Linked DNA regions of Homo sapiens: region 1 is linked to region 2. Evidence: chromatin contacts called from ENCODE Hi-C or POLR2A ChIA-PET data. All regions are on one chromosome and are shown on one strand. The core of a region is the stretch at or near the end of the contact, and the rest is flanking DNA. Distances in the headings are between cores, read along the strand shown.

Evidence for each region. A loop is a pair of places that touch in the nucleus more often than their neighbours do. ChIA-PET counts read pairs that join two places held with the same protein, here RNA polymerase II (POLR2A).
Region 1: a loop to region 2 is called in a map of astrocyte of the cerebellum, with 11 times the contacts of the local background. The contact joins two enhancer-like sites. A Hi-C loop is called at or near these places in 4 of 168 maps with a recorded cell type or tissue (astrocyte of the cerebellum, chondrocyte, endothelial cell of hepatic sinusoid and 1 more). POLR2A ChIA-PET finds 5 or more read pairs at or near these places in 3 of 52 experiments (Panc1, activated CD4-positive, alpha-beta T cell and activated naive CD8-positive, alpha-beta T cell).

The regions. Positions count from the first base shown.
Region 1 is chr19:13,397,217-13,402,491 of GRCh38, reverse strand. The region is part of intron 3 of CACNA1A (calcium voltage-gated channel subunit alpha1 A); the gene reads left to right. Among named protein-coding and RNA genes, the nearest start is that of CACNA1A, 110 kb to the left of the region's middle. RefSeq lists enhancers at 1,171-1,671, 1,672-2,172, 3,119-3,263, 2,586-3,785 and a cis regulatory region at 3,186-3,196. Within about 2 kb of position 3,676, at least 7 of the 41 ENCODE cell types and tissues checked have a DNase peak (open chromatin) inside an H3K27ac peak, as active enhancers do.
Region 2 is chr19:13,337,091-13,342,573 of GRCh38, reverse strand. The region is part of intron 6 of CACNA1A (calcium voltage-gated channel subunit alpha1 A); the gene reads left to right. Among named protein-coding and RNA genes, the nearest start is that of CACNA1A, 170 kb to the left of the region's middle. Within about 2 kb of position 2,512, at least 2 of the 41 ENCODE cell types and tissues checked have a DNase peak (open chromatin) inside an H3K27ac peak, as active enhancers do.

The DNA.
Region 1 (5,275 bases), core at 2,427-4,926, 59 kb before region 2:
AGTTCTTCAGTGGAGATTTGTGAGAACCTGGTGCACCCATCACCCGGGCAGTATACACTGCACCATATTTGTTGTCTGTTATCCAGTGCTCACCTCCTACTCTTCCCCCCAAGTCTCTAAAGTCCATTGTACCATTATTTTACTCACCCACATTCTTTGGCCTGAGATGCTGAGTGGTCATGACTCCCAGATCCCTTCTTGTTTCTGTATCAAAGATCTTTACTAAGATCCTGGCCTAGGGAACCTATTCCCTTTCCTCATCCCCAATGGGAGAAGGGGCTTCTTCCCCAGCTTATTTGCCAACTCATAGGAAAGGTATGAAGGAGAGGACTGTAGTTGTCTTGAAGCTGGTCAGATGTTGAAGAGATGATAATATTTGCTGATCAAGAGAGACAAAGCAATGCTGGAAGAAGAGGCTGTGTTAGTTAACACCAGCTGCAATAACCAATAAAACCAAAAATCTCTGGCTTAAGAGTATGCATGAGTGAGAAATCAACTTCTAAAGTACAACTGGTGGCCGGATGTGGTGGCTTATGCCTGTAATTCTAGCACTTTGGGAGGCTGTGGTGGGAGGGTCGCTTGACCCCAGTAGTTTAACGCCAACCTGGGCAACACAGTGAGACACCATCTCTACTAAAAATAAAAAATAATAAAGTGAAACTGGTGAGGGGTGCAATGAGGTGGAGTGGTGGGTGACTCAAATATGGCTCGACTCCATGCAGTCACTCAGGGATCCAGGCTGTTGGAGGCTCTCCCTGCTTAAACATGTGGCTTCCAAGGTTGTTCTAAGAGCCTACATTGAGACAGCAGCTGGGGAAAAGGGAAAGTGGAGTGGGAGGTACTTATGAGGGTTCCTGGAAGTGGTGAACAACACTTCTGCCTGCATTCTATTGGGTGGAATTTAGTCATGTGGCCCAGGCTAGCTGCATGGGAGGCTGGGAAATGTAGTCTCTGATTAGGCTGCCATTTCCCAGTCCCACTTGTGAATCTTTAGTGGGAAGCTCACCATGTTTGCACCAGGGATTCAGTCTACCTCCCACTCATGCCTCAACTATGTATCAGGCACTGTCGTAAGTACTTTACATATCAGCCTACCTAATGCAAACAACTACTCAGTGGGTGCTTTATTGGTCACATGTATTAGTGAGAACATGGAAACCCAGAGCCGTTAAATATCTTGCCCAAGGTCACACAGCTAGGAAGTGGCAGAGTTGGAATTTGAATCCAGGAAATCTGGCTGCAGAGCCCCACGCTTAGTATAAATTCATTGTAGTTTAGAAAGAGGCAGAAGGACCCTAAAATTGGCATAATCCATTTTTTGGTCCCTAAGGAACTGACTGAATTGACTACTTGTAAAAGTGAGTCCTGGACAGGCAACAGTGGCTCAGGTCTGTAATTCCAGGACTTTGGGAGGCTGAGGCGGGCAGATCACCTGAGGTCAGGATTTCAAGACCAGCCTGGCCAACATGGCAAAACCCTGTCTCTAAAAAAATAGAAAAATTAGCTGGGTGTGGCGGTGGGTGCCTGTAATTCCAGCTACTCAGGAGGCTGAGGCAGGAGAATCGTTTGAACCTGGGAGGTGGAGGTTGCAGTGAGCAAAGATCACGCCACTTTACTCCAACTTGAATGACAGAGCAAGACTCTGCCTCAGGACCGCCATGGCCCCCTGGGTTCTAGGTCAGAGTTTCTCCGCCACAGCACTGATGACTTTGGGGGCTGCATTATTAGCTCCAAAATGGGAGCTATCCTGTGCACTGCCTCAACTTACTTGATGCCAGTAGCGCCCGCGCCCCAGTTGTGAGAACCAAAAATGTCTCCACACATTGCCAAATGTCCCCTGGGAGGTGAAATCACCCCTGGTTGAGAGTCACTGTTCTAGATTGTTAAATATTATCTTACACTCTAGCACAAGTCCAAGGCAAACTGACTTAGAAATTACCAACCTTGCAAAAAATAGAAGATTTCTTAAAGTCAGTGAGCATGATGGTGGCAAGCTGCTGAAATCACACCCCCAGACATTAGCAGATGGGATCTGGACAGTATTCATCTAGTTAAAAATTGACAAGGACTGGGACACTGCAGGCTCTTCAAAAGAGAATCATTTGAATAACAAGGGGTCAAGACAGGGGTAATTGGTGAAAGCCCCTGCTCATAATTTGAAAATATAAATAGGCATCATGAAAATTCATCCTGCAAAAGTCAAAAGTCGAATGTGCAGTGTTATACATGATCAGTTGATTTGGGAGGGGAAATTGCATGCACACACATGAGAGCTTGCACACCCACACACACACACCTGTTCAAGTGTGTGTGCCAGTGCTCAGTGAGGACCATCTCCCCAACCTGTCTGATCATCTTGCTTTGGGGTGACCCTATGGGTGAGGCAGAAATTCTTGGATCATAGTTTTCTAATGAATATTATAATTGTTAACTTCTGATGGGTGCTGACTTTTTCATCTTTGCAACACTGCGTAGGTATTTTTACTCTCCCCATTTTACAGATGAGACAACTGAGGCTCAGAAAGATTGATTAGCTCTACACGAAGCCAGGATCCAGGCTTAGCCTGGCTCCAGGAATCATGTTTTGAGTTACGTAGCTTCCCTGATTCTGAGGGACCTCCCCACTTCTGAAATCTTCTACTGTTACTCCCCATGGCCCTTTCCTATTGACCGGAGGCACCCCAGCTCCTCACTCGTCCCTTATCTTATGAAACATGACCATGATGTCTGAATTCAAAGGAGAGCCTGGGCTTTGTGGGGAAAACGAAGCAGAAAAAGAAAGGTGGAGGTTGGTGGTTGTTTTTGGCATGGTGAGGAGCCTGTCGTTGCTTGAGGAAAGCAAGAAAGGAGATTGCTGGGGCTTGGATCCATCTCTGGGTGCCTGTGGGTCTGTCTGTAAAAATGAGAACTGGTCGTGCTCATTAGAGGATTTGACCGTTAGGCCTTGGGATAGCGATTTGGGAACTTTTTTCTGCTAAGACAAAGAATAATATGGTTCAGGTTCATTTTGCTCCTGCTTTCCCAAGCCCTACATCTCTTCTGGGCTTTTTTTTTTTTCCTTTTCTCTCCTTCTTCTTCTTCTTCTTCTTCTTCTTCTCATTTTTGGATCTGGACTTCTGCTGACTCATCTCTCTGAGCAAGGAAGGAGGGAGGAAGTCAGAATTGCTCATTAACCGTTTTCTTTAGTGACTCAGCTGTGATTCACATTTTAATTAATGGAGGAGAAAAACCTGATCAGTCCTAAGGCATCTGCCCAATCACGCATAACTCCAGGCTGGTGATAATAATAATACTTGAAAAAAGTGGGGTGTCCTGAATTAAACTATGGCTCATTCCCCACATTAGTCTTGAGGACTCCACCAGGCCCTCTAAGTTCCAGGTCTCAATGGGGCTCCCTGAACCAGAGCAGCTAGTCCAAGCCCCGAGCAGCATTTCTGCAGAGTTAGTCTGAGGTCAGGACAAGAAACAGAGGCTCAAGCCCTCCTGGGATCGCAGGAGGATCATGGGAATGTAATATTGTTTCCTGAGCTGGTCTTTGGCTATAATCCCAGGCTCAAGCCTGGCCTCCCTCCCCTCGGGGCCTGAAATTTGTCAGAGCCTATTGCAGGGGCAGCTTCTGTGCTTTTTGTTTGCCCAGAGAATGAGAAAAGTCCAGATAATCATGACCGCTACTTCCTGAGCACTTACTATGCATCAGGTGGTGTGCTCAGCACTTCTCATGAATGATCACGTTGAATCCTCACTCTGTCCACAAAAAGAAAGAGCTTTTATATAATTCTCCAACCTCCCTATGAGGAAACTGAGGCTTGGCAATTGCCCAATGTAGACAATTAGTAAATAATCAGGCAGGATATAAACCCAACCCTTTCCCACCTGGGAGCCAGAGCTTGCATCTACTATACTTCTCTGCTTTCCAGTCAGCTGCAAAGAAAAATTGGAAGCTGATAGCTCATTCAACAAACACTTATTGAACCCTTCCACCTGCTCAGCCCTGTTCTAGACACCAGAGATCCATCAGTGAACCAAAGAGGCAAATCCATGGTCTCATGAAACTGACAATTTACCTGCCCAAGTGTATTAGTTACTGTTTATAAGTTCCTATTAAGTGTATTAGATATGCTTGCAGCTGTAACAAAGAATCCCAACATGCATAAGGGCTCAAAACAATAAAAATTTCGTTCTTGCACAGATAAAGTTCAAAAGGTGTATTCTTTTTTTTTTTTTCTTTTGCGACGGAGTTTTGCTCTTATCCTCCAGGCATGAGTGCAATGGCCCAGTCTCGGCTCACTGCAACCTCCACCTCCTGGGTTCAAGCATTCTCCTGACTCAGCCTCCCCAGTAGCTGGAATTACAGGTGCCCGCCACCACACCTGGCTAATTTTTTGTATTTTTAGTATAGGTGGGGTTTCACCATGTTGGTCAGGCTGGTCTTAAACTCCTGACCTCAGGTGACCCACCTGCCTCGGCCTCCCAAAGTGCTGGGATTACAGCCGTGAGCCACCGTGCCTGGCCAAAAAAAAAATGTATTCTTAAACAGCAGGCACCTCTCCTCTAAGCAGTAAGTCAGGGGCCCAGGCTTGTTCCATATTGTAGCTCCTCATCTTCAACCCATGGCTTCCAAAGTCTCCATGCTTCTTGATATCAAGCCACAGAAGGGAAAAGAGCATGAGAAGGGCACAGGAGAAATGTTTCTGGGACAGACCCAGAAGTAGTCCATATGACTTCCATCTACCTCCCACTGGCTAGAGCTTACATGGCGGCACCCACTTGCAGAGCTGGGAAATGGAGTCTAACTGAGCATCCAGGAAGGAGAGACAGACATGAGTCTTTGCGTGGGTCCTCACTGAGAATCAAGCTCCACATTTTGATCGATGTCACCAGAGCGTACATGGCGGCGCCCACTTGCAGAGCTGGGAAACGGAGTCTAACTGAGCATCCAGGAAGGAGAGACAGACATCAGTCTCTGCGTGGGTCCTCACTGAGAATCAAGCTTCACATTTTGATCTGTGTCACCTCCTTGCAAGCCCTACCTTAGGACAATTTTAAGGGACATTCCTATCTTCTTCCACCCTTAGGACAGTTTTAAGGGACACTCCTGAGTTCTTCCACCCACCTCCTCTGTTTCTTGGGCTTCCAGCTCTCAGGATTTGCCTTTGCCTTACAATGGGGTGAAGCAAGAATCTGGAAGAATGTCTCTCCCCACAATTTGAAGTCTTATTTGAAAAAAAGCAGTAGAGCATCCCTCCCTCTTGAGGTAGGGAAATCTAGAATCAAA
Region 2 (5,483 bases), core at 1,263-3,762:
CCCACCATATTGCTGGAAATATTTGATGGCAGCATTAATGGGGAACAGTGTTCCAGGCAGTGGAAGTCTTTGAGCCCTTGGAAGAAAGACAAGGCGATCTCTAGAGCACATCCTTCCCAATATTAATGAATTTAACAAATGAGCAAGCCATCCTCCCCCACTCTCCTTCCCGAATTCAGACTTGTGCATATCCCTCCCTTAACTTGAACTGCCAAAGAAGAGATGAGAACCAGGAGAAGAGATCTGTGACCCCATCTTTGCTGATGAACTACCACAGAACAGCCATGGCATCTCCAGTCCTTGTGCTTGTAAAATGTACTTTTCATTTTGCTCCTGAACGAAATCCACCCACCCCCACCCCCAAACCAGGGAAAGCTCATCTCCTAATCCAAAACTGCACCCAGCCTTCCACCACCTTCTTCCCTGGGAATTGTTGATTCCAGAGTATGGAATTGAATAATTGGATGAGTTTGGAAGAGAAAAAGTGTCTCTAAAATCAGGCAGCAGAAGCCCACTCCCCAGAGAGGATGGTGCAGATGAGAGTTCAGGAGGGAGCTTGGCTTGGGGTTGACGATCTGAGCTATGCAGGGAACTTGGACACACCTCTCAATCAGTCATTCAACAGACACCACTTATTGAGCACCGACTGTGTGCCAGATGTTGTCCTAGGGGGCTGGGAATACAGGAATACAGCAGGGAACAAAAAGGACAAAGCCCCTCCCTCTTGTCGAATGGACATTCCAGCCAGGAAGACGAGAGAACAAGAGAAATAAGTAAAGTATATAGGCGGTGAAATGCAAATGGGAAAAAAGAAACAATGGGGACCAGAAATGAGGGGTGCAATTGTAAAGGGCCATCAGGGGAGGCCTCCCTCAGAAGGTGGCATTTGAGTAAAAAACCTGAAGGAGGTGAGGGGAAACCATGTAGCAATCTCAGGAAAGAGCATTCCAGGCAGGGAGGGACAGCCTGTGCAAGGGCCGAGGTAGGACTGTGCTTGGCGTGGTTGAGAAACTGCAAGGAAGCCAGGTGGCTGGAACCGAATGAGCGAGGGAAAAGGGGAGGAGATAAAAGCAAGGAGATGGGAGGGTTGGAGGCCCCCTCTGCCATTCAGTAACTGAGTAACTTCATTTATTTCCTGTAGCTTGAACCACAAAGAACCACAAATAGAGTAGCTGAAAACAACAGAAATTTATTTATTCTCTCGCAGTTCAGGAGGCCAGGAGTCCACAGACCATCAAGGTCAGCTGGGCCACAGACCATCAAGATGTCAGCTGGGCCATGGTGCCTCCTGAGACTTGGTCTGAAATCCCTTCTTGCCTCCCTCCTAGCTTCTGGTGGTTTGCCAACAGTGCTTGGTGGTCCTTGTCTTGTAGACGTATCACCCTGATCCCGCCTTCATCTCCATTTCACATGGCCTTCTCCCTCTGTGCAAGGTTGTCTCTGTGCCCAGGTTTCTCCTTTTCTTATTATTTACTTATTTGTTTGTTTGTTTCTTTATTTTAGACACAGGGTCTTGCTCTGTCTCCCAGGCTGGAGTGCAGTGGTGCGATCATAGCTCACTACAGCCTCAAACTCCTGGCCTCAAGCAATCCTCCTACCTCAGCCTCCTGAGTAGCTGGGACTGCAGATGTGAGCCACTGTGCTCTGCCCAGATGTCCTCTTTTTATAAGGAAACCCGTCATTTAGGATGAGGTTCCACCCTAATGACCTGATCTTAACTTGATTCCATCTGCAAAGACCCTATTTCCAATTCATAGGTACCAGGGATTAGGACTTCTTCAATGCATCTTTTTGGAGAGACCCACTGCAACCCACAACAGAACTGTGGGCATGTAACTTGACCTCTCGGCCAGGCGTGATGGCTCACACCTGTAATCCCAGCACTTTGGGAGGCCGAGGTGAGTGGATCGCCTGAGGTCGGGAGTTCGAGACCAGCCTGGCCAACATGGTCAAACCCCGCCTCTACTAAAAATAGAAAAATTAGCTGGGCATGGTAGCAAGCACCTGTAATCCCAACTACTTGGGAGGGTGAGGCAGGAGAATTGCTTGAACCCAGGATGTAGAGGTTGCAGTGAGCCAAGATAGTGCCATTGCACTCCAGCCTGGGTGACAGAGTGAGACTCCATCTCAAAAAAAAAAAAAAAAAAAATAGACCTCTCTGTGCCTCAGCTTTCTCACCCGGGAGGATGGGGATAATTATATACCCACTCCTGGGGTTCATGAGAGGATTAAATGAGCTCAAACAGTCCAAGCCTCCACGTGTGTCTGTTGTGGTGCTGGGTAGCATGTCCTGTGGCCAGAGGTTCCCAAGCTTGTCGAGGACCCAGGCAAGGGCAGATTCGGGTCTTGTTGGCAGCACCTGAGATGGACGGGCTGCCTTGGTATGGAAGGGCCTCGGCTGTTTTTCCCTTTCAGTCCTGTCCCTCTCCCCCATCCTCCACCCTGTCCCTGTCATCTGAGCCTGCTCCTCGTGATGGCTCAGAGTCTCCCTACTGGCGGCCGGTGCAGAGTTTCGTTCCCTGGGCTATATTTAGCCCTGAGAAATGGGAACGAGAACCCTCAGCCGCCAAAGTGATGGAGAGAGGAGCACAAAGCCAGTGCTGCCTTCTGTCCAGCAATGTTCCGCTGACTCGGTTCTTTCTTCCAGAACCTTCCAGAAGCAAAGCATTGGCATTTCTGAGCTCGTTAAAACAAGGATGTGGGCTGGTGGCTGGCACATTCATTGTCCCCAGAACCTGTCTGTGTCCATGATTAAAGCTGACTTTGTTAGTTTTATTTTCAGTGCTTTTTTTTTTTTTTAATCCATGGCAAAACACACATGACATAAAATTTACCATCCTAATATTTTTTTTAACTTTGTAACATTTTTTAATTGACAAGTAATTGTACTTATTCATGGGGTACATAGTGACGTTTCAATGCATATAATGCGTAGTGCTCAGATCAGGGTAATTAGCATATCCATCTTCTCAGACCTTTATTGTTTCTTTCTGTTAGGAACATTCAAGCTCCTCCTTCTAGCTATTTGAAACCATTAATATATTGTTGTCATCCTAACCATTTTTAAGGATACAGTTTCGTGAAATTAAGTATAATACATTCACATTGTTGTGCAACTGTCACCACCATCCATCTCCCAAACTTTTCCATCTTCCAAATGTAACTCTGTCCCCACTAAACGCGAACTCCCTGTTCCCCCTCCCCCAGCCCTTGGCACCCACCATGCTACTTTCTGTTTTTATAAATCTGACGACTCTAGGGACCTCCTATAAATGGAATCATACAGGATTTTCCCTTTTATGACTGGTTTATTTCACATAGCATAATGCCCTCAAGGTTCACCCATGTTGCAGCACGTATCAGCATTTTCTTTCTTTTTAAGGTAAAGTTGACTATTAAAAAAAAACTTCTGCCGGGCTCAGTGGCTCACGCCTGTAATTACAGCACTTTGGGAGGCCAAGGCAGGCAGATCAGGAGGTGAGGAGTTCAAGACCAGCCTGACCAACATGGTGAAACCCCATCTCTACTAAAAATACAAAAATTAGCCAGGCATGGTGGCGGGCGCCTGTAATCCCAACTACTCAGGAGGCTGAGGCAAGAGAATTGCTTGAACCCGGGAGGCAGAGGTTGCAGTGAGCTGAGATCATGCCACTGCACTCCAGCCTCGGCAACAGAGTAAGACTCCGTCTCAAAAAAAAACAACTTTTTAAGAATTGAAGTAGAATAAACATACAGAAAAATCCGCGGATTATAAGTGAAGAGCTTGATTAATTGTCACAAACTAAACACATCCATGTAACCAGCACACAAATGAGGAAACAGAAACTTCTCAGCCCCAGAAGCCCCCCTCATATCCTGTTCCTAGTCACTACCTCCCCGCAAGGGTACCCCTACCAGGACTTTGAGCATCATTCACCAGTTTAGCCTGTTTTGTATTTTGCATAAATGAAGTCTGGCTTCTTTTGCTTGACGTTAACTTTTTAAGATCTCATGTGACCTGTGGCATTGTTCATTGCATGTATCCTCTCTCTCCTATTGATAACAGTGTGGATTGTTTGCAATTTGGAGCTATGATGAATACCATTGCTATGAATGTTCTTGTGTGTGCTTTCTGTTGTGTAATTATTCAGAATTACTATTTCGGAATTACTATCTAATTGTAGTGATCTTGGATCAGTAACTATCCAAGAATTACTGGGTGTTGGCAAAGGTACATACAGTTATACACTGCACAATGGCATTTTGGTCAACAACAGATCAAATATGTAACAGTGGTCCCATAATGGACCGAATACATAACAGTGATTATCATACAGTATTTTTACTATAGCTTTTCTGTTTTTAGATTCTTTTTTTTTTGAGACGAAGTCTCGCTCTGTTGCCCAGGCTGGAGTGCAGTGGTGTGATCTCCGCTCACTGCAAGCTCCGCCTTCTGGGTTCACGCCATTCTCCTGCCTCAGCCTCCCAGGTAGCTACAGGCGCCCGTCACCAGGCCCGGCTAATTTTTTTTGTATTTTTAGTAGAGACGGGGTTTCACCATGTTAGCCAGGATGGCCTCGATCTCCTGACCTCATGATCTGCCCGCCTCGGCCTCCCAAAGTGCTGGGATTGCAGGCGTGAGCCACCGCACCCGGCCTGTTTTTAGATATTTTTAGATACACTATAGAGTTACAATTGCCTACAGTATTCCATAGAATAACATGCTGTATGGGTTTGTAGCCTAGGAGCAATAGGCGAGACCATGCAGCCTAGGTGTGTAGTAGGCTATACCATCTAGGTTTGTGTAAGTACACTCCATGATGTTTGCACAACAAAATGACCTAGTGACACATTTTTCAGAATGTATGCCCATTGTTAAGCATGACTTAATTTTAGCATAGAAACTCTCAACCAATTTTTCAAGTAGTTGTACCATGTGTTATGGGTTTTATTGTCTCACCCCAAAATTCATATGTTGAAGTCCTAACCCCCAGTACCTCAGAATGTGACCTTATTTGGAAATAGATTCATTGCACATGTAAAGGTTTTGCCATTGGCAAAACTGCCGTTATTTTTGCACCAACCATAGCAGTTAAGATGAGATCATTAGGGTGGGTCCTAATCTAATACGATGGTGTCCATATAAAAAGGGGAGATTTTGGCACAGAGACAGGCACACTCACAGGAAGAATGCCATGTTTAAACAAAGGCAGAGCTCAGGATGATGCCTCTACAAGCCAAGAATCAGCAAAGATTGCCAGCAAACCGCCAGAAGCTAGGAGAGAGGCATAAAACAGATTCTGTCTCACAGCTCTCAGAAGGAACCAGCCCTTCTGACACCTTGAGCTTGGATTTTTGGCCTCTATAACTGTAAGACAATAAATCTTTGTTGTTTAAGCCACCTAGGTTGTGGTTCCTTGTTACAGCAGCCACAGGAGATGAATACAGCATGGTGCCCTCCCATTGGCAGATTATGAGGGTTCCAGTTGCTCCACAGCTTCACA